4 separate regions of the Homo sapiens genome follow, and regions 2, 3 and 4 are each linked to region 1. A link is a contact called in ENCODE Hi-C or POLR2A ChIA-PET data. All regions are on one chromosome and are shown on one strand. Each heading gives the region's core, a stretch centred on a gene start or an enhancer-like site at or near the end of the contact. The rest is flanking DNA. Distances are from core to core; before and after follow the strand shown. Region 1 has its middle 12 kb from the start of WNT7A. Region 2 has its middle 72 kb from the start of LSM3. Region 3 has its middle 50 kb from the start of LINC01267. Region 4 has its middle 87 kb from the start of LINC01267.

Evidence for each region. A loop is a pair of places that touch in the nucleus more often than their neighbours do. ChIA-PET counts read pairs that join two places held with the same protein, here RNA polymerase II (POLR2A). Pooled maps may share reads with other maps.
Region 2: a loop to region 1 is called in a map of colonic mucosa, with 4 times the contacts of the local background. The contact joins two enhancer-like sites. A Hi-C loop is called at or near these places in 8 of 168 maps with a recorded cell type or tissue (A673, B cell, CD8-positive, alpha-beta T cell and 5 more), 8 of 37 single-sample maps with no recorded cell type and 13 of 50 pooled maps.
Region 3: a loop to region 1 is called in a map of K562, with 4 times the contacts of the local background. The contact joins two enhancer-like sites. A Hi-C loop is called at or near these places in 1 of 168 maps with a recorded cell type or tissue (K562) and 4 of 50 pooled maps. POLR2A ChIA-PET finds 5 or more read pairs at or near these places in 1 of 52 experiments (activated CD4-positive, alpha-beta T cell).
Region 4: a loop to region 1 is called in a map of K562, with 4 times the contacts of the local background. The contact joins two enhancer-like sites. A Hi-C loop is called at or near these places in 26 of 168 maps with a recorded cell type or tissue (A673, B cell, CD4-positive, alpha-beta T cell and 20 more), 25 of 37 single-sample maps with no recorded cell type and 34 of 50 pooled maps.

What each region holds. Positions count from the first base shown.
Region 1 is chr3:13,889,510-13,895,103 of GRCh38, forward strand. No RefSeq gene overlaps it. Among named protein-coding and RNA genes, the nearest start is that of WNT7A, 12 kb to the left of the region's middle. Within about 2 kb of position 1,407, at least 7 of the 41 ENCODE cell types and tissues checked have a DNase peak (open chromatin) inside an H3K27ac peak, as active enhancers do.
Region 2 is chr3:14,247,899-14,253,562 of GRCh38, forward strand. No RefSeq gene overlaps it. Among named protein-coding and RNA genes, the nearest start is that of LSM3, 72 kb to the left of the region's middle. RefSeq lists an enhancer at 4,371-5,570. Within about 2 kb of position 1,504, at least 6 of the 41 ENCODE cell types and tissues checked have a DNase peak (open chromatin) inside an H3K27ac peak, as active enhancers do.
Region 3 is chr3:14,299,645-14,305,690 of GRCh38, forward strand. No RefSeq gene overlaps it. Among named protein-coding and RNA genes, the nearest start is that of LINC01267, 50 kb to the right of the region's middle. Within about 2 kb of position 4,732, at least 6 of the 41 ENCODE cell types and tissues checked have a DNase peak (open chromatin) inside an H3K27ac peak, as active enhancers do.
Region 4 is chr3:14,263,233-14,268,784 of GRCh38, forward strand. No RefSeq gene overlaps it. Among named protein-coding and RNA genes, the nearest start is that of LINC01267, 87 kb to the right of the region's middle. RefSeq lists an enhancer at 3,464-4,103. Within about 2 kb of position 3,204, at least 3 of the 41 ENCODE cell types and tissues checked have a DNase peak (open chromatin) inside an H3K27ac peak, as active enhancers do.

The sequences.
Region 1 (5,594 bases), core at 157-2,656:
GGAACTTGCAGATTTTAATAGCATAAGAGCCTACGCTTAGTTTTATGATAGTACATATCTAAGCAATGGTGTACTAAAAATTAGTTAAACCACCATTGAGTGTGTTTATTGGCCAGGGGGAGTAGTGTACAAGTTTCCCCTTTCAAGGAGCCCACATATCCCTCCAGCTTGAGAAACAAATCCCTGTTGATTTTGAAGGACCTCTGCATTCTCATGGTTTGTGAGCCCATGGATGGATCATCAGGTGGATGGGATTGTTTTAATTGAATTTGAGGTAAAGACCATTGTGAGGCCATTTTATACCAAATACCACCCGGTGAATATGTGTGTGTGTGTGTGTGTGTGTGTGTGTGTGTGTGTGTGTGTGTGTGTGTGTACTTTATGTTCTGCTGGCACCAGAATCCCCTGCAGGAGGGCTTGTTAATGCTCAGAGGGATGCCCACTGCCCAGGTTCACATTCAGTCCATCTGGGACTGAATGAAATGCACCCCAAAATGTGCATTTCTAACAAGTTCCCAGGTGATGCTGATGGCCACCCTTAGAGATCCAGAAGATCATCATCTGTGGGCTGGGAGGCAGGACTCAGGTCCACTGGCCTCTGTCCAGCCTGCTCTGGAATCCTGGGTAAGCCCCTTGTTCTGGGTGAGCCTCTGGACTCCCTACTTCCCATTCCTGCAATAAGAAGCTGGGACAAGTCTAGTGCCTCATCCAGGAGCAAGCATAAGCTCTGACACCTGGTTTGCCATTCGGAGTCTAAAGCCTGGTGTCTTATCAGTGAAGTTTCATGTCCACCCAGGAAGCCCCTGGAGCAGGAGGGCAGTGGCAGTCTTAGCTCCCTGCTTTGGGGAGACAAGCTGCGGAAACAGAAAGGCACACTCCCACTCCAAATCCCATCTCTGGCCCTGTGACCTTGTGCAAGTGACTGGTCTCCAGGGCTTCCCCTCATGTTGTAGGGTCACTGAGAAGTCCCTTCTGGAAAGCACCTGGATCTGGTGGGCCCTCTCAGACTCATCTGTGCGCTCCCAGCCACACTTTGCCTCACCGGCCGCTGGCCATCTGCCCGTGGGCTCCTGGTCACCTCGGGAGGAGAGCACTTATCACCATTCCACCCCCAAGGTCTTCCTCAGGATAATCTCCGGCCCGGGTGATTCATCTCATGGGCTGGGCCCTTCCTCTCGGGCCTGAAATATCTCCCTCCCCTCACCATTCCTGGGTCATGCCTGTGCCCCCAGCCATGTGACTTCCTCTGGGGACTGGCCCTGGGCCCCTGCCCTCCTGCCACCCCTCCACTCTCTAGCTAGCGACCCATTCTGGGCCTGCCATATCAGGCAGGGCTCAGCTGGGAGGGAGGAAGCCCACAGCTTGTTGTGCTGGGGAAAAAGTGCATCCCCACGTCCGGCCCCCACCCTGGCCCAGCCACACCTCTGCCTTTAGTGGGCTGGGCTTCCGGCACACATCCTGGCATGTCCTGGCCTGTTTATCACTTAGTTGCCACCTGGCGCTCTGCCCCTCATGCACACACATTCCCTGGGAGGCTTCTGGGGCTGGAGCAGAGTGGTTGGCCAGTATATCCCCCAGCTTTAGGGAGGCTGCCTTTCTCTGGAGCTAAGGATGGCTTTTTGGAGAAGACAGATCTGATCATATATCCCAGTTTCACTGTGGAATTACTGTGTGACTTTAGGCAAGTGAGTCTGCATCTCTGGGTCTTAGTTTCTCTGATTTTTAAATAGAAAGATAAATACCTTCATCTCCAGTTGTTGTGTGGATTAAATAAGATAATTACAAACAGACTGATGCTTGAACCCTACCTCCAACCACTTAAATCAGAATCTCTGTGGAGCATATAAAAAGCTTTCAGGGAGGTTCTAAGACACAGCCATGGATGGAACCCACTAGTATGGAATAGTTAATGGCTGAAGCTCTGGACTAGACCAACATGGATTTGAATTCTGGATCTGTTACATAATTATGGAGCCTTGATAGATTATTAGCCTCTCAGAGCTTCTGTTTACTTGTGTGTAGGATGGGGATAATAGTAATTACTTCCTAGTACTGTTATGAACATTAAATGAAGTAATAGATACTAGGTACTTTGCACACAGTGACTATTCCCTAAGTAAGTCAGGTGAGGAGAGGACAAGCCCTTCGTTCACCAGTTTACACAAGGCAGCTGGCTCTGTGCCTGGTCCCTCGATGGTACTTCAAATGAATATCTGTAAATGACTAAGTGTAGCTGTTTTCATTATTGTAGACTAAAAAGTAGTGAAAAATCTCAATTATCCTGAAGATAAACTTTTTCTGTCTTGTGACTGACTTTAGAAACTACATCTCCCAGCATCCTTTGCAGCTAGGGGCAGCCATGACTTTGTTCTGTTGAAAGAGATGTAGGTGGAAGCCCCTGGGCTTTCAGTTCCTTGAGTTTCCCCTTCCTCTGGCAGCCATCTTGAGAAGGACGGCCAAATGGAAAACAAGAAGGGACACGATGGCATGGTTGAGCTGCCATAGCAGCCCCGCAGCCTGCCTCTGGGCTTTTTTTTTTTAAGTGACAGAAAAATCTATTATTGTTTAGGCCTCTGGGTTGGGGGATTTTTGTTTCTAGTGGAAGAAAAACAGATGCATTGGGCCTCCTCATTGTCCTACTTTCTGTTCTTAGTCCTCCGTGTCCAAAAAAATCTAGAACCAGTCACCTGAATCACTAATTCCTTCTTTAGATCTCTAGGGCTGGGTTAGAGGCACTACAGGAAACCTGTCCAACCCTTAATCTGACCCCTTGAGGCAGAGTTAGCCCCGAGTCCTGTCCAGGCTCCTCTGGCAGCCCCAGAAAGTTCAAGAAGAGAGAGTGACTCCCTCCTTCCCTAGATGCCAATACCCAAGTCCAAAATCTCACAGCTGCCATGGGTCTCCTGAGCTCTCCCTCTGGAGAGGCAAATATTTGTCAGAATCTTGGCTCTGCACTGATTTGCCATGGGCAATGTGACTTTGAACAAGCCTTAATGTTCCTATCCATAAGGTGGGTCTATGGCAATCAAGAGATAAATCTAAATAAGAAATTCAGAAAGGGACACAGTGGCTCTTGCCTGTAATCCCAACACTTTGGAAGGCCGAGGAGGGCAGATCACTTGAGGCCAGGAGTTCAAGACCAGCCTGGCCAACATGGTGAAACCCCATCTCTACAAAAAAAAAAAAATTAACCGGGTGTGGTGGTGCATGCCTGTAATCCCAGTTACTCAAGAGGCTGTGGCATGAGAATCGCTTGAACCCAGGAGGCAGAGGTTGCAGTGAGCTGAGATCATGCCACTGGCACTCTGGCCTGGGTGACAGACCCAGACTCTGTCTCAAAAAAAAAAAAAAAAAAAAGAAACTAGGAAAGGGAAAAGTCAATGTATGACTAGAGGTGAGCAATGCTAACAAACCAACCCAGAACTACGATTAAATATTCAAGGGAAGGGAGGTGGCAGAATATTACAAGGTCTGTGAATATTACAGACCTTGGCATTATAAAATCAATAGCACTGCTGGGTGCGGCAGTGGCTTATGCCTGTAATCCCAGCACTTTGGAAGGGTGAGGCAGGCGGATCACTTGAGGTCACGAGTTCAATACCAGCCTGACCAACATGGTGAAACCCTATCTCTACTGAAAACACATACAAAAATTAGCTGGGCATTGTGGTGGGCTCCTATAATCCCAGCTACTCGGGAGGCTAAGGCAGAAGAATCGCTTGAACCTGGGAGGCGGAGGTTGCAGTGAGTCGAGATTGTGCCACTGCACTCCAGCCTGGGAGACAGCAAGACTCTGTCTCCAAAAAATAATAAATAAATAAATAAATAAATAAATAGAATCAATAGCCCAACGGCAGTATGTTAGGTGTGAGCATGATAGAAAGTGTGAAGGACTTAATTTTCTCATTCTTCATAACAGGGAAAAATAAATGCTAGGATTTAAACATGTAATTTAGCGGGGAGATGGCCCCTAATCTCTTAATGTTCTCCACAAACCTGGAGTGATCTTGTAAAAAATACTCATTTTGCTAACAAATCGAATATGTAAAGTTAACAACTGCTTTTATTTCACTCAAATTTCCTTTCCTTTGGTTAAATTCATATGGAAATATGCTTCATGTATTTTATTGTTTAAATTGACATATACAGTATAATCTCATTTTAATAAAATTCCTTTCCTTCCTTCCTTGCACACTGCCTCTCTTCTTTCCTTCCTGTTACCCATCCTCCCTCTCTTACGTCTCCCATCCTTTCTTCCACTCCCACTCCACCTTCCAAATATATACCTAGACAAACATCTGGAATGATGTTGCCTAATATTAATTCTAGGTTTGGGGAACTAGGGTTTGTAATGATTGCCCTCCTCTCTCCATTTTGGCAACATTTTGCTATATAGCTTGAATGGTTTATAAAAGCACTTATCATTTTAATAAAGACAATATAATACTTTTTTCCAAAAAATTATTCGTATCAATTTTATGGGGTTCTCTTGAGCACTGAATGACATGACCAGGAAAGCACCTGGCACACTGTGGCAAGCACAAGTCCAAGATGGCCCCGAGATTTCTTTCCAGTGATGTACATGCCCTGTACATGCTGGTCCTTCTACCTGGAATGTTCTTTCCTTCTCCCTTTAGCAAATTTCTACTCATCCTTCAGGACCTAGTTCAACGTGAAGAAGTTCCTGACACCTACACCCAGCCAATCAGACCCTCTCTCTGGAGACTTAACGGGGACAGCAGAAAGGGTTAGCGTGCATTCACATAGCAGCAGTGTCCAAGGGTAACTGTTTAGAGGTCTTTGGCACCAAGACTACCTGGCACAGCCCAACTCTTGCTTTATTGAACCTTGTCTTCAGGCTTCCTGTATTCCACCACCTTCCCGGTATCCTTCCAACAAATTGTTTTTATTTAAAGTGGCTAAGTCAGTTTCTGCAGCTTGCAAGTTAAGTACCCAACTGTTGCCCTGTCTCCCCAACATTGAGTTCCAGGCCCTCAGAAGTTTGTGGAATGAATTGAAGTCATGCGGAGGGTCATTGTAACAGGCCATCCTTCCTGCGACCCAACCTCCTGAAGGATGGGACAGGAGACAGATACCTGTGCTGCCTCTGTGAGATGTCTGGAGCTGGAGGGCAAGGCACACACGGACAGTTCTTGCTTGCCAAGGAGCTCTGCCCATCTTAGGGAGGGGAAACGGCTCCAGAGGCTAGACCACGTGCTCAACGCCACACAGCCAGCGGAAAAAGCAGAGGGCCAGGCGTTTTTGCAAACATGCTGGTTTAATCCTCTGTGTGCGCCTCCATACACAGGGTCCTGACCTCGCTGTCCGCTCACTCGGGTGTCCCTTGCGTCCACACTCCGCCTTACACACAAAGGGCTCTCAACAAGTGCTCACTGGCCCCTAATCCTCCCGCCGGGCCCGGGAGAGCAGAATTAGCAACAGCTGCATTTTGCAGATGGGGAGACTCAGATGTGCGAGGGCTACCCCAGGGCATCCAGGTGTGATGTGGGGGTCCCGAGACGCGTCGCCAAGTCAAGATACCCCGGAGCTCAGTTCGTTCCTCAGCCTGAGCGGTGCCCACGATGATGGAAGAC
Region 2 (5,664 bases), core at 254-2,753, 360 kb after region 1:
CACCAAACCCAACTTGTACTGCCAACCCACAGAATTGTGACCAAAATAAATGGTTGTGATAATAAATCACTATTTTAGGCTGTTAAGTTCCACAGCAACAGCTAACCAATACAGCGTATAAAATGCTTGGCCTAATTAATGGAGCCCATGATGAAGATGATAATGATGATGAGGATGACAATATTGCCCATGTTTTGGCCTCTGTTGGGAATATAAGAAAAGGTTGTATCATGACTTCTGCCCAAAAGGAGTGCATAGCACTACATTATTCAAAGGAAAAGAAAGACAGCAAACAATGACTTCCAACAAACTCCCAGTCACTTGCTTGTTCTTCAAAGTCTTGACCAACTATTCTGACCTCAAGCCCTCGCTAAGGAGATTTGACGTTGCATCCACAGTAAAGAGTTATTGGAAGGTTCTAAGGCTGGGAATGGTGGGATAAGAGATGCTTTAGAAAGACCCTGCAGCAGGAAGGGTCAGAGGAAGAGCCTGCCTGTGGGAGGTCTCATGCGGTGGTCAAGGAGAGCAGGGACACCAACCTTCTGCTCACACCTGCATGGCTCCCCAGGGCTCTAAGAATAAACTCTAGACTCCACAGGGCCTGGTGTGACTGGCCCTCTACCCTTTTGAACCACTCTTCCCCGTTCTCATTCTGCTCAGCCCATGCTGTTCCTCTTACCTCCTCACACCTCCTCACTGTGCCCTGATTCCTCTTCCCTTGGTGCCTTTGCATGTGCTGTTCCATTGCCTCCCCTCCCTTCCTGTGCTCATCCTTCAGATCTCCATAGTTGAGATGTCACTGGACACTTCATCTAAGTCTAGTCCCCCTGATATGGTCACTTAAAAACCCTGTGTCCCTCTTTTGTGGCAGTCACCATGGTTTATACTTACGTATGTAATACATGAGTGATGGTTTCATGGGTATCTGCCCCCGCCAGGCTCTGAGCTCCTCTGGGGAGAGACCGAGTCTGTCCTGCTTGTTGCTGTGCCCAGAGTCTGGCCCAATGCCTGGTGTGCATCAGGCATAAATGGAATAGTTGTAAAATGAAGACTCCCTTGAGTAAAAACCCTTTGGGGCAGAACACTCGTGCTTATCCAGAATCTCCCAGTCCTGAAATCATGTGGGAGGAGAGACAGGCCACAATTCTTAGAGCTCTTCCCTCAGGAGACAAATCAGTCTCGTGCTGGAAGTGTGGCCCAAGACTCTGGCACCAGTTTTATAGCTTAAGGACACATTTAATCAGGCCAATAAATAATCCATCCCACCAGCCCCAGCAGCTGCATGGAAGGTCCTTAAGGAGAGAGAAACACCAATGTGGAACATTGAGTTCCCCAGCCCCAAGGACATGAAATTCTCCTGCAGGGTTTTAATCATCTAGTTGGACTGGAAATGCTTTCACAAGCCTTGCTTTGCAAACAAGTCTGTGATCAGAAGCAAACAAATAGGCTCTGTGTGGACATCTGACATCTAGGAGACTTCATTGGGGCCGCTACAGGAAGACGGATGCAACAGAGAAAAACACAGAGCTGAAAGCAACAAAAGACTCTGTGGCCTGACCCCATTGTCCCCAGAGAGGAGAGTCACTGACATCTCTCCCTTTCATCTTTTTTTTTTTTTTTTTTTGAGATGGAGTCTTATTCTGTTGCCCAGGCTGGAGTGCAGTGGCGTGTTCTCGGCCCACTGCAAGCTCCCCTTCCCGGGTTCACACCATTCTCCTGCCTCAGCCTCCCGAGTAGCTGGACTTTCATCTTACAGAATCCTTCTTCTCACTTGGAGGTGTGGGCTTGTATATAGCACTTGTGGGCTTATGTGTCCATCTGTCCGTGTCTCTCACTAGACCATATGCTCCAAGAGGGCAAGGACAGAGCTTACTCACCCATTGTTTCCCACTCATAGTGCAGTGCTTGGCATGGAGCTGGCTCCATAAATGTTTGCTGATTGAGTAAGCAAAAGAGAAACACTGAGCTGTAAGAAGGGATGGAAAGGTCAGCCTCACGCATACACAAAGATATAGCTGAAAGCATAGTAGAGAAATGGAGTGCGGTCTGGAGCCTCTGGATGGAGCCATTCCTGAAGACTTCACCACCAGTGGAGTTTTCATTCGTGTGCTCCAGGTTATTCCCTTTGTTGGTTAATCCAGATCCACACAAAGACTGTTATACAAATGTTCTCCTCATTCATAATAAATAGCCCCAAACTGGAAACAAACTTCATGTCCTTCAACAGGTGGTGAACAAACCAGTTGAGATATATTCATACAACAAATCCATGTAATGGAATACTACTCTGCAACTCAACCATGAAGGGAACAAATTGCTTGTTATGGACAGAATGTTTCTGACCCTCCAGAATGTGTATGCTGAAGCCCTAACCCCAGTATGTCTATATTTGGAGATGAGGCCTCTAAGGAAGTAATTAAGGTTAACTGAGGTCATAATTAAGGTTAAGTGAAGCTTTAATTCAGTAGGATTGGTGTCCTTATGGAGGAAACACCAGAAAGCACCCTCCTCCTCCTCTCTCCTCCCCCTCCCTCTCCTCACCCCCTCTCCCTCACTCCATGTACACACTGAGAGGAGGCTGCATGAAGACATAGCAAGAAAGGTGGCTGTCTGCAAGTCAAGAAAAGAGCCCTCATCAAACCAAATTGGCTGGCACCTTGATCATGGACTTCAGCCTCTGGAGCTGTGAGAAAATGAATTTCTGTCATCTAAGCCCCCCAGCCAGTGGTGTTTGTTATGACAGCCCAAGCAGACTAAGACACTGCAGATACACACAACAATACACCACGCTGAGCATAATGCGCCCGAGTCAGAGGCCTGCATCCAGTGTGAGTCCACTTAAATAAGGTCTATGAGCTTAAGCTGGTCCAGTCCACCTTATTTTGTTGTTGTTTTTGCTGTTGTTGCTGCTCTGTTTTGTTTTGTTTTGTTTTGTTTTAGGCTTTTAGCAGTCTGAAGCCATGGATTTTCACCTCTGTCTCTAGTGATAAGCGGAAAAGAGGGATGAGGAAGGGGATTTACTGGCCCAACCAGAAAGAGAAACTAAGAACCCATGACTATATTCTCTCCCTTGGACAGCACTGGACAAATCTGTAATCACCCAACAGGTTCTTCTTGCCCACTGCACAGACAAAATCCATTTACTGAGATAATGGTATTGCAGTAAAGACATTTCATTGACAGGAGATCAGTCATGCGGGAGACAGAGTTATTACTCAAATCAGTCTCCCCAAAGGCTCAGAGGTTAGGGTTTTTCAAGGATAGTTTGGTGTGGAGGGGTCTAAGGAATGGGGAATGTTGATTGGTTGGGGATGAAATCACAAGAGTATGGAAGACGGTCTTCAGGTGCTGAGTCTGCCTCTGGGTGGGGGCCACAGAACTGGATGAATCACAGGTCTGGGTGGAGTCAGCCAGTTATGAGAAATGCAAGAGTCTGAAAAGACATCCCAAAAGGTCAATCTTAGGCTCTGCAATAGTGATGTTATCTACAGGAGTAAGAGGGGACGTTCCAAATCTTGTGACCTCTGGGACAATGGCTGGTTACATTTAACTACACATACATCTTAGCAGAATTCAGGCCCCCCTCACAGCCCTAACCTTGTGGTCTTTCATTAGTTTTACAAAGGCAATTTAATTTTGGGATAGGTTATCATCATCCTTGCTATAGGTCAAACTATAAATTCCTCCCAAGGTTAGCTTGGTCCACACCATAATTGACCAAGGACAGCTTGGAGGTTAGAAGCAAGATGGAGTCAATTATGTCAGATTTCTCTTACTGTCAGAATGTTGCAAAAGGAGTTTTAGAACATGGTGAAAACAGGCCGGGCGCAGTGGCTCACGCCTGTAATCCCAGTACTTTGGGAGGCCGAGGTGGGCGGATCACGAGGTCAGGAGATCGAGACCATCCTGGCTAACATGGTGAAACCCCATCTCTACTAAAAATACAAAAAATGAGCCAGGTATGGTGGCGGGTGCCTGTAGTCCCAGCTACTCGGGAGGCTGAGGCAGGAGAATGGCGTGAACCCGGGAGGCGGAGCTTGCAGTGAGCCGAGATTGGGCCACTCCACTCCAGCCTGGGCAACAGAGCGAGACTCCATCTCAAAAAACAAAACAAAACAAAAAAAAAAACATGGTGAAAAGATTCAGACCAGTTGCTGCCTCTGGGAAGGTAGGAATTGACTGGATAGGGAGAAGAACTTTCAGAGGAGCTGGAGATGTGGCAGGTCTTGATGTGAGTGGCATTATGTGCATGTAGACATGTAGAAGCCATCAACCTGCACATTTAAGATGTATGCAGTTTACTGTATATAAATTACATCTTAATTGTTTTTTAGCTGGACTAGATCCTCTCTGAGCTTCTTCTAATTCTCTTGCCTTTAGGGTTCTGGGGTAGAGTGCAGCTACTCTGCAGCCTCACTTCTGTGGGCTCCTTTGGGGGCAGTGTGCTGTGGCCAGAGGGGCCAGGACAGGAATTCACAGACCTGGGCACTGGACACTGGCCAGGTACAGTCATGGGGAGCAGAAGCAGAATGAAAGCAGAGGAAGCCAGTCGGTGGCAAGAAGGTGAAGCAGAAAGAGAGAAGAAAGAAGAGAGGAGGAAAAGGGGAAAGAGAGAGATAAAGGAAGGCTAAGAGAGAGACGAAGAGGAGGGCAGAGAGCCCAAGAGTGACAGACGAAGGAAGAGACTGAGAGAGGTAGACACAGAGAGAGCTAGGGAAAGAGACAGAGAGAGGCCGATTGCCATGTGTGGCCCCAGCGAGGCAGCTGTTTTGCATTTTACTCAGTTTGTTTTCAGCCCTGACTTCCATATCCTATAAGGCCACCTGGGTTCCAAGCCTGTCCCTGAATCTCCACGACCCTGAGCTGTACTTGCTTCCAATGAAGACCCGATTACCTTGTGCGGACTTGAGGGAGGCCCTCTTTCTCGTGCAGCCTGAAATGTGTCCCCGGTGCTGGGTGGTCATTCCTTTCTTGTGTGTCAGCCTCACCTCAAGAACTAGGAGTGTCTGGAGGGTAGGAAGACGCTGCCACCCACTTGCATCCTCTAATCTTCCACAGCTGACCCCAGTGGGTGAAGGTCAGATAGCTGAGTTGAGCAGTTACTTCATCATCTCTACCAGGAAGCATTCAAGGGCGTTACAAGGTGCTCATACCCTTCAGATGTGCTTGGGACAATGGCCCCAGCCCCTGGGCCTCCCTGCTAGGTCCTGGTTGTGGGACTGGGGAGAAACTGGTGGGGGCAACAGAGGGGGTAGGGTGGGAGCAAGATGTCCAGGTTGGAAAACAGTGGAGGCATCTTCTGTGCTGGGCGAAGTAGGGTGGGCCCTAAATGGGAAGATTGGTCGCACAGTAGAACTGGAGGCATTAGAAGGTGGGGCTCACTCAGCCAAGAGGTGCAGGGTGAGTCAAGCAAGGCTGTGGGAAGGCCTTGGGGCCGGTATGCTGGAAAGACCTGGGCAGGCGTGGTATGTCTGTTGCACAATTTTCCAGTGGTCACTGGACTTTGGCTGAGTAGCCAGAACCCAAATCCTCCTCTGCCTGCCTTCCAGACAGCCAGAAGGCCCAGGGTCCCAGCTGAGTGGATTAACTACCAATCACCACATAAGCGGCCCAGTTTGAAATTTGAGGGATGGCACGAGGTCCAGCTTCTGCTAGGACTTCTCT
Region 3 (6,046 bases), core at 3,482-5,981, 410 kb after region 1:
AGAGAGCCCAGGCCAGGTAAGAAAGGCCCCAAATGTTTACGAGCACTGGCCTTGTGTCAGGGACCCAGCTGGCACAGGGTAGAAGGCCCCACTCACAGTGTCCCCATCATCAACACCCACCCCTACCCCACACACAGTGTCCTCACCACCAACACCCACCCCCACCCCGTACACAGTGTCCTCACCACCAACATGGGGCACCAGCAGGTGCACTTGTTAATGAGTGAACTACCTTGACACATCATCATCACCCCGACTCCATAGTCTATGTGAGGCTCACTCTTGGTGTTGCACATTCTATAGGTTTGAGCAAATGTATCATAACGTGTCTGCCATGACTAGATCATACTAGGTAGTTTCACTACCCTAAAATTCCTCTGGGCTTCACCTATTCTCTTTTTTCACTTTGTTTCTTCGTTTTCAGAATGAAAACAACTTTACTGATTTTAAAATCATGCATGCGCTTAATAGCACCCTCCTATTCCCCAGACAACCACTGCTGAGAGTGTGGGGTATGTTTCCTTTCAGGTGTTTTCTGTCTGTATCAACATAGCCCACCCAGAGTATATAAGGAGTACCCAAGAGTCCATAGGAGCTAATATTGGGAATTGGCATTGACTGAGTGCCTACTATGTGCTTGACCTCACTGGACATTAAAATTTTTTTTTTTTCTGAGACAAGATCTCACTCTGTCACCCAGGCTGCAATGCTGTGTGGCACGATCATAGCTCACTGCAGCCTTGAACTGAGCTCAAGCGATCCTCTCACCTCAGCCTCCTCAGTAGCTGGGACCACAGGTGCACACCACTGTGCCCTGCTAATTTTTTTTTTTTTCTGGTAGGGACAGGGTCTCTCTGTGTTGCCCAGGCTCGATCTCCTGGCCTCAAGCGATCCTTCCACCTTGGCCGCCCAAAGCGCTGGGATTACAGGCGTGAGTCACTCCACCTGTCAAACCTCACTGGACATTTAACACTCACAGCAACACTGTGCGGTGGCCACCATCTCTGCCTCCGTTTCACAGATGAGAAAACTTAAGGCTCAGAGAGTTGAAGGTCCTTGCCCAAGGTCCCAGGAATAGAAAGTGTCAGAGCTGTTTCTAATCAAGTGACAAAGAAAGAGTCAAGGCTGGAATTTGAGTCAAGTTAGCTCTGACTCTGCACTTGGAAAAGCAGAAAGCATCTTGACGTGAGGAATTCTCTCCTACCCCAACCGTGGGGACGGAGGTTCTGAGCCAACATGGAAAGGGCCTGAAGAAACAGCTTGCTGGGTGGCGGGCCCTTGGAAGATGGAGTGGGAAACCTCAGCACCCTGCGGGTGCCCTTCTCAATCCTGGCTCTTAAGACCCAGGAGCCTGAGCCTGGGAGAGAGGAGGTGATCTCTTTTCCTCAGCCTGTGTCTGTAGGACTCACATCAGCAGAAAGTACACACCCACTCAGAGGAACACACTGCCACATTCCACACACTCACATGTGCACACCCTACCCCTCATGACAGCCAAGCTCTCTCCTGTCCACTCTCCCATTTCCGCCTCATATCCGGGCCACCTCCTCCAGTTGCCTACATTGCGCACTGCACAGTTGCAAGGGGATCAGTCACATGGACTGCAATGTGAATGGCACCCCCTGGAGTTGTGTGACACTGCTCACGTTGAGCGGGGAGACTTGGCTTATTTTACACTTGGCAGAAACTGATGCTCAGAGACAGCCAGTGACTTACCCACTGGTCAAAGAGTGCGTCAGTGCTTGGAACAAAAATCTGTCATCTTTTATCTCCCTTCCCCCATGCCTTTCAAAAAGAATTATTTCTAAAACTTTGATATGTTTTAAAAACAAATTGTTGTTAAACTTCTATCTAGTTGTTTTTGAGGAGGTTCCATACAAAATCTTAAGGGTACCAAAGAGCATAAAAAGAAAGTCATTCCCCTCCCACCTGTGAGCCCGGGACACCGGTTCCTTTGCCCAGAGGCAGCCGCTGCTGCTGGTTGTCGTGTGTCTGGTCCAGAGACACTCTAAACATCGTTTACACAAATGGGAGCGTGTGATGCTGCCCGCACCCCAGTGAGGGCTTTGTATGCCCTGCACCGTGCCGGAACCTTGCAGCCGCCTGACTCTGTTTTACTGTCCACAGGATTCCCTTACATGGAGGCCCCGCTGGCTATTTCGCAACACCCACTGGCATTCACTTAGGGCGCTCTGATCTCTCGCTGAAGCAAACCATGCTGGTGAACTCCCTTGCCTGTGTGTCATTTCACATGTCGGAAAAATCACCTGAAAGGTAAAGTCTTCATTTCTTTTAGACCTAAATATTTCATTTTTGAAACAAACTGAAATGGCATAAAAGGACATATAATAAAGTAAAAGAGAAGGTCCGAGTTGCCCCCACCCCTATTGATTCTACTCCCTGAAAGTGGCCACTGTTTCATCTCATATTATTTCACAGTTGCTTATGGGGCTTAAGATATGTGGTTGATTTGCAAAAATGGCCGTAGGCCTTTCCCGGGGCCAGCTTGGTGGAGACGGCAATCCAGGAGTTCCCTGCATTGGGAATGGTGGTGGGATCAAGCATGTGGAAGCTTCCTGAAATCTGGAGTGAACCTCTCAACTCCAGCCCTCTCACCATGCCCATTCCCAGCAAAACTACAGTCCCTTTGTCCCTCCCAGCCTGACCCCTTCTGCCAACACCAGGGGCCAAGGGTGGGAACCTAGGGTCTCCACAGAGGTGAGCAGACAGGGCTAGGAGCTCAAGGCACAGGGGAAGGCTGTCCGCCTGCCCAGTCAGTGTGCAGAGGGTAAATAATTCCCAAGTGTGTCTTAGGGAGAAAAGATAGTCACCAGTGACTCTACCTCACCACCTCTCACCTGCTTCATTGGGTCACTTCTTTACCCAACACCCTTTTATTGAGCACCAACTGCATGCCTGGTACTAAGTGCCAGGCATACATCCAGGGCAAAACCAACAAATTCTCTGAGAGTTACATGTTCATTGGATGAGACAGAAAATAAGCAAATAAGACCATGAATATATACTATGTCAGGAAGTAGTATGTTCTCAGGAAAAAAGCAAAGCAGAATAAACAGGAGGTCAGGGAGAAGAGGGTGGCCGAGGAAGACCCATAAGAGGAGGAGACACGAGCACAGGTGAGTGATGACTAGGAGTGAGCCCTGCAGACAATGGGAGAAGGCTTTCTAGGCCAGGGGAACCCCACACACAAAGGCCTGGAGACAGGAGAGTGCAGCTATGCTGGAGGGGCAGCCAGGGGACCCACATGGCTGGAGCAGTGGGGTAGAGGGGTGGCGGGGAATGGTGGGAATGAGAACAGAGGTACCACCTGTCACCCTAATCCCCTATCCAGTCCTCAGCACCCCACTCCCAGCATCCACAAAACCACCCTCTGCCTTCTCCTTCCTTCTGCCCACCCTGAGGAAAAGGCATCTCTCCTCTTGCTCAGGGCGGGTTCCCTCTCTCCTCTGGGCTGAGTCCCTTCTCATCTTTCCTGCCACCGCAGATGCAGACGCTGGCTCCAGCTGCAGAGCCTTGGCCTCTGCTGTCGCCGCTCCTTCTGGGTCCTCCACACCCCTTTCCACCTACCTGGCTCCTGTTCAGCTTTTCAGATCCAGGCTAGGACCTGCATCCCCACAAAAGCCCTCCCTGCTGCCCAGGCTGGGCCAGCGGCTCCCTGGCTCCTCAACCACCTGCACTTTCCCTTTTCCACTTCTGACTGTTTGACAAGGCAATGAGCTCCTGGGGTCAGAGAAGTGCTCAATTCCCCTGTGTGTCCCCAGCTCAGAGCTTAGGGTTTGGCCAGATGTGCAGGCGACACTCCTGTGGCTTCAGGCTGAGGCCTCAGGCTCCCCAGAGCCTTTTGGCACCCTGTCTCCCTGCTCATCCCCTTGCTTGTCCTGCTACCCCAGGGACAATTGTGTCTTAACCACATTGACCTACTTGCTGCCCACAAAACTGATCTGGTGCTTCCTGTCCCTCCCCCTGGCCCTGAACTGCTACCACCACTCTCATCTTCCTAACCAAAATCTCCTCCATCAAAACCCAACTCCAGCCTACCTGGATGGGGGCAGAGGAAGACACGCCAGACAGGAAGGCCAGCGAGGCATATTCACTGTGTGACCTCCAGCACCTCCTCTTGTCTGGGTGACCCTCAGCTTCCTAGTCCACAGCCTGAGGATGCAGCGGTCCCCAGAGCACAGGGTGGGGGTGAGCGGCAGATGGCAAGACCCTGTCCTGGCTCCTCCCCTTGGCTTTGGGCTCCCTGAGATGCTGTAGTCATCTCTGGATCCCTCCCAGTGCCCAGAACTTAGAAGCTTCTCAGCAAATATTTATGAAATGTATGAGGACACCATACTTTATCGTTTACATTGGCACACACGTTATTGTGCTCTGTCCTTGCTGGCATCCCTCCATTACAGGCCTGCAAGCCCAGGTTGCTGGACTGAGTGGGCAGGGGATTGGTCATGAGCTTCAGAAAGAGCCCTACCAGACATTCAGGGAGGTTGTGGAACCCACCCAAGGCCACACAGTCAACAAATCACAGAGCCAGCCCTGGACCCCGCGCTCTGCAGAATCCAGGTCCTGTGCACATCACCTCCGTCCTCCCTGTGACTCTGCAAGGTGGGCCCTCTCGCTCTTTCCTTTGGCCTTTTGTTATTTCTGAGGGCTACAGATCCTGGAACTGCAGCCGTGATGGGAAGAACAGGACACAGGGTGCCCAGCAGGAAATGCCAGGCACTGAATGGAAGGTGGGGGCTGAGGAGCAGTTGGCACCTCTGTGCCACAATGCACCCCTGAAGGGTGGAGTTGCTTAGAGACCTGGTGAGGCAGGAGCCAGCTCCCCTCTGCAGTGGCCATGTGTTCACCTTGGAGCTGGATGTGGCTCTGGGCACTGCTTACAGATGGAAAGTGGCCAGAGTCCCAGGAGGGAAAATAAGCACTGTGTTGGTGTCCTGCCATCCCTCTTTGGTGTCCCTGGGCCATGACAGAAGGTTAAGGCTGAGGGCAGAGATGTGGTCTTGGGGCTTGGTTGCTTCTTGGCACTAGGAGGGAGCCTATGGGTGTCCTGCAGTGTTTGTCTGGCACTCACAACCAGTAAGGAAATTGTCTTCTGCTAGGAACGCTCCTGAATACTCAGTCTCCCTGCCTGCAACACACATGCACAGGCTTGGGGAGCCCTGGGGCTGAGAAATCCACTTCCAAGCACATATTCAGCACCTACTCTGTACCAGGCATGCCCAGCCAAAACGTCAGCTGGGGATGTTGCTGTGTGAGCTTGGCAAGCGCCTTCACCTCCTTGAGTCTCAGCTGCCTTAGCTGGAAGGTGGAAATAATGACCTCACCTGCCTCGCAATCCAGTGGGCAGAATTAACATGACTGTGGAAGTCTCAAGTGGGACCATTACAACTGCAAAAGCCCTGGTCAGCAACTAAGACCCTACAGGGTTTTTTTTTTGTTGTTTTTTTTTTGAGACAAGGTCTCACTCCATTGCCCAGGCTGGATGCAGTAGTGCAATAATAGCTCACTGCAGCCTCAACCTCCTGGTCTCAGGTGATCCTTCCAGCTCAGCCTCTGGAATAACTGGGACTACAGGCGCGCCACCACATCTGGCTAATTTTTGTGTCATTTTTTGGTAGAGACAGAGTTTTGCCATGTTGCCTAGGCTGGTCTTGAACTCCTGGACTCAAGCAATCCTCCCGCCTCGGCCTTCCTAAGTGTTTGGGATTATAGGCGTGAGCCACTGTGCCCAGCCTGAGACCCTATAGTTAAATCATTTGAGTCTTCCGAATCTCAGGAGAAAGAGAAGAGGGAGAAGAGTGCATGCTGAAGTACTTAGTAAATCATCCGAGAGAGATAAGCCAAGATGGGAGGCACGGGGGAAATCTTTCGCAAGTATTTCCTTCCAGCCTGAGGCTTGCCCTTTCACTTTCTGAAGGGTGTCTTTTGATGGAGAGAAGTTGTTAATTTTAATGAAGTCCAACATATCAATTTCTTCTTTCCCAGTTAGGGATCCTTGTGTCCTGTTGAAGAAACGCTTGTGTCA
Region 4 (5,552 bases), core at 1,954-4,453, 380 kb after region 1:
ACATGCACAGTGGCCGGCCAGCACAGTGTGTTTACTGGAGTTGTGCACGTGCTCACTGGAGGTATTCTTCTCTTACCAGTCTAGCATTCCTAGAGGAAGTTCATATACCAATTAAACCCCACCGTTTTGCCTCTTAATGCACATGCTTGAGCCCACTCACCCAACTCCTGAGATCTTATCAGGAAGCGGCTGATCACCAGCTTCAGGTGTTTCTATCTATTGGGAGACCGGCTTTCCCAGCACTGGCTGTAACCAATTATCATTATTTTAGAGGGACAGTTAACAACCGCCTGACCGTCACCTGATGGTCACCTCACATTCCTGATCCGGAGGCAGGGCCCTCTCCTGCCCTGCTCATGTCTGACTAGCTACCTACTGTAACACTACCTCAGTCCCCTCCCCCAAGAGCTGAGACTATAGGAACACACCACCACATCCAGCAAATTTTTGAATTTTTTTGTATAGATGCTGTCTCAATGTTGCACAGGCTGGTCTCAAACTCCTCAGCTCAAGTGATCCTCCTGCCTTGGCCTCCCAAATCCTTCTCATTTTTCAAGACTACTGAGATGTCACCTCCTCTGGAAAGCCTTCTGGGATTGTTCTTCCTAGAGAGCTGAACATCTTCTGAGGACTTCGTATCAGCACCATGCATTTGTCTGCCAGCTGTACTCGCTGAACTGTGTTCACTAATAACCACTGGGGAATGATTATTCCCCAATGTCTTTCTAATGTCTTAGAATTCGTGACCTAGGGTTTGCCAACCTGAGGGCCCATAGCGGCCAGTTCAGGATGTCGGGGACTGCAGTAAACCAGAGGATTTATCCGGTGGTCGCTCCTTATTTTGGCCAGCAGGGCCGTCTGGAAATGACAGTTCAGTGTTGCCAAATCTTCTACCAGTTTTGAAACACTGACGATATGGTTTGGCTCTGTGTCCCCATCCAAATCTCATGTTGAATTATAATCCCCAGTGTTGGAGGTGATGCCTGGTGGGAGGTGATTGGATCATGGGGCGGACTTCCCCATTTGGTGCTGTTTTTGTGATAGAGTTCTCACGAGATCTGATTGTTTAAAAGTGTGTGGCACCTCCCCTCTCTCTTCCTCGCACTCTGGCCATGTGAAGTGCCTTGTTCCCCCTTCGCCTTCCGCCATGATTGGAAGCTTCCTGAGGCCCCCCAAGAAGCAGATGCTGCTGTGCTTCCTGTACAGCCTGTGGAACCATGAGCCAAATAAACCCATTTTCTTTATAATTACCCAGTCTCAAGTATTTCTTTATAGCAATTCAAGAATAGACTGATACAGCCGATAGTTATTTTTACATAAAAACCTCTCCTTCCAGGCAAATAAAGCATATCAACAGATTTATCACTGGAGCCCAGGACTCTGGGAGGCTCTGCTTTAGGTCCTTGTTGGTCTGCATGCTTCTGGGTGCTTGGAGTCATGCATGACAAGGGTGGTCCTTAGCGGACACTGCTACTCATTCACCTTCTGCCTGTCGGAGCATCTGGAACCTTACATTATTGAAGGCATGTTGCAGAAGTCAGGTGCGTCAGTTTTCACACATGACCCCCAAATTCTTTGATGTTCCTTCCATCAGGAGGCAGGGTGCAACCTAGCCCCTCCTTCCCCTGGAATCTGCAGCCTGTGGCTGCTTGACCAATGGAGTATGGCAGAAGAGCCACTATGACAGCTTTGGGATACTGGTTCTCAGAACCCAGACAGGCCCTGAGGAAGCCCAAGCAGCCCGTAAGGAGGCTGAGTGGAATGAAACCAAGACCCTCATCCCACCCTTATCCTCCCCTGAGCTCCCCCTCATAGCCAGCCCCAACTCGCCATGAGTGCACCATCTTGGAAATGGTCCCCCCCGCCAACCTGTCACAGCTGACACCACACAGAGCAGAGATGAGCCTTCCCCTCTAAGCCCTGCCTGAACTGTGGATTCATGAGCAAAATCAAACTACTAAGCATGGGGGTTGTTTGTCACACAGCAATAGATAACTGCAACATCCGTAGACCTGGGCTCCAGTACTGGCTCCTTTTGCCCCTGACTCTGGTATCTTGGACCCCTTGCCTCCCCACAATCTCAGCCTACACACTTAAGAAGGGAGGGTTTGGTCTGCTCACAGTGTGGAATGCTGTGATGTCTATGCAGCTGTGGGGGTGTGAAGTGGCATCCCCACCTTGGAAAGCAGTTGGGCATCATCAAGGGAAGCGCAAGACGCCCTGACCCTGTGACCCAGCCATTGCACTCTGAGGTTAACTCTGCACAAGTGCTCTGGAAGACAAGTTCAGCTGACTTGAGGGCAAACAACTGGAGACGGCCTAGGAGTCCATCCTCGGGAGAAGGGCTTCATGCATCGTGGCTTATGTACAGACTGCAGATGAATGGATTCACGCTCTGTGCAGCCGTGTGCAGGAGCCTCCATAACGTGATGTTGAGTCAAAACGATAAGCTGAAGGGTGACTCATCCAGCATAGTCCCATTAAGTTTGAGAGCAAACAAAACCAATGTTTATAGATACAGATGTATGTGTGAAAACAAATATGGGAAGGTAAACTCCAGATGCAAGGAGTTAATTCCCTCGGGAGGGAGACAAAGACAGAAATGCAATCAGAGAGGGCTGCCTGAGGGCTCTGACTATATCCCGAAAATGATCAGTGAAGGAGGAGGAGCAGGACCAGCAACCTGTTAGAACTGGAGCTGGAGCTAGTTGTGGTAGCAGACATCTGTAATCCCAGGGACTCAGGAGGCCAAGGCAGGAGGATTGCTTGAGGCCAGTTGGAGACTAGCCTGGGCAACATAATGAGACCCTGCGTCTAAAAATTAAAAATAAACTAGCCAGGTATGATGGCATGCACTTGACATCCCAGCTACTTGAGAGACTGAGGCAGAAGGATCGCTTGAGCCCAGGAGCTTGAACCTGGAGCAAATTGTAATTACACCACTGCACTCCATCCTGGGCAACAGAGCGAGACCCTGTCTCTAAAAAAAAATAATAAAATGAATTAATTAAAATAAAGAACTGGAGCCAAGTGAGAAATCCACAGGTGTTTGTTACATTACTTTCTGTACTTTTCTATATGTCTGAAATATTTCATAAGTAAAAAGAACAGATTTTCCAAATGAAGAGTTGAAGTCAGTGGTGAGCGGGGCCTCTTCCAGTTTTCTGAGTCATGCAGAAGCCTCTGGCAGTTCTAGAGGGTGCATCTGCGTCTCCCACTCTTCCAGCGCAAGCCGGCTCCATATTACGCTCCCAGTCCTAAAACAGAATGACTAACGTGGGATTCCCACCGTGGCGAGTGTGTGTGCATGTGTGTGTGCGCATGCACTCTCCCAGGGAATCTCCCACCCGCCTCCAGGCTGGCCCGCAGCCTCTCTGCCTTCTGTACATCTTCCAGAGTGGCCATGTGGGAAGCAGTCCACGTGAGAATGTCAGTACAGGGACTGAGGAGGCTGGGCCTTGGGGGGCCCCCCTGGCTCCCTGGCCTAATTGCCTCTGACCTTGGGTTTTGCATTCCTCACTTGCAAAGTGTATACAAGGGTAGTGTATGAATCTAAGCTTTCTTCTGGACCCTCACAGCCTCTCCATCTCTATGCCCTAGACAGCCTTCCCCACAATGAGATAGCAGTAAAAATGACAATTGCAGCTGCTGTTTACTCAGCACCAATAGTTGATTATCTCATTTAACCCCCACAACAGACCCCTGATGGATGAGAAGGCTGAGGATCAGCGAGGCCCCGTGGCTTGTCCCAGGAAACACAGTGGAGATGCAGTGTTGCTGGGGCTTTGAGGAGTGGAGGGAGGAAGGCTACCGTTGCACTGGCTTCTGCCCACCCCAGCCTTTGGCCACCCTGCCCGAGATGCCTCCCTCTCAGCCCCCGGCTCTGGATTTCCACCCTGAATCCTTCCCTAGCTCAGGCTGGATGGGCTTTGCTGGTTGAGAGTTCTGGGAGCCGGGCCCAGGGAAGCTGGGGCAGCTGGCAGAGGCCCCTAGGTCCCACGCACACCAGGGCTGCCCAGGGCCTCCAGCCGTGGAGGCAGGGGCAGTGGATAGAAGAGGACACGGGGCTCTCTCTTGGGAGCTCTTCCCACCAGAGGCCTCTGCTTCAAAAATTCGTGACCCACCATTTCCATGGTGGCCTCTCATGGGGCATCTCCACACCCACAAGTCACCTGCCATCATCTGACCCTCGCGACACCCTCAACAGGCAGGGCCATTTGTGAAATCTTCTTCCCAGAGGAGGAAACTGGGGGTCAGTGAGGCCCTGTCTCGGGTCACCACTTCCCAGCCCCTTGAAGAGTTGTCGAAAGTGAGCACATCTGTGCCCACCGTCCCCCAAAGCCTCTCTGCCTCTTCCCCAGAGGTCCCCGCGATCCTGATTTTTAACACCATAGGTGAGTTTTGCCTAGTTGAAACTCCATGTAAATGAGGTGGTCCAGTCTGTACTTTTCCTTCCCTGGTTTCTTTTGCTCATCACTCTTGGAGATCCCACGCTGCGTGTGACTGTAATTGCTCTTGTTCCTAGCTACATGATATTCCGTGCATGGGTGTGTCACAAGTTCCCCTGACACCTGCTGACAGGGGTCTGGGCCGTTCTCAGGTTTTGAAGCCAGCTGGCTTTCTGCAGCTCCTGCTGTCCCCTGCCTGAGCCCTGGAGCCTGGCAGCAGCCTGGGTCGGGAGCAGGTGTTGCAATGCTCCTCATTTTAAAGAAGGAATCAGAAGGCAAGTAGAGACAGGAGCCATCTGCCAAGGTGGGAGCTGGGGTCTACCCGGGAATACCTGCCTCTAAGCCCCAGCCTTTCCCAGCTCACTAGATCACTCCCGCCTCCCCTGCCCCAGCCCAGGGCTGCTCACATCTGCCTCTTTGACAGTCATCTTTGCCATTGGGTGGCCCTGTGTGCTGTCTGCCTGCCCTTCCCCAGCAGGATCCATGAGTGAGTCTGTGCCCGAGGCCAAGCAAGTGCTCAAGACATTTGTCATCCGCCCATCCTGCTGCTCCACCCCTGTGTCCTGTCACCTCAGCGTCCAGGGCCTGGGGCTGGTCAGGAGGCCTGAGGTGTTAGAGGGCTACAAAGTCAGGTAGGGCCTTGGGCAAGTCTCTTTGCCTCTCTGTGCCTCAGCTTCCTCCTCTGTACAGTGACATTGTTGAGAGGATAACGTGAGTTAACCCCTGAGAGGTGCTTGGCTGAGTGCCTGGCCTGCGGTGAGTGTCCACGGTTGTGGAGGCTGTGATGCCTACCCCTTGTTGCTGTTGTTATAACACAGGTGAAGAAGACGTCAATTCCCAGGCCTGGCCAACCTCAGCCCAGTGCCCTCCCTGCCCCATTAATTGTGTGTGTGTGTGTGTGTGTGTGTGTGTGTGTGTGTAGAGCCTCCCTTGAGCTTAACAAAATATTGACTTCCTGATAAAATCCTTGTCCCTAGGCTACTTTCCCTCTCCTTACTGAGCTGACCCTTCAAGGATCTCAGAGCCAAACTGATGGCTCCACAGTTCCCCCACTGCCTTGGGTCCTACTCTTAGTTTTTAAGACAATTAAATTTAAAAATTTAC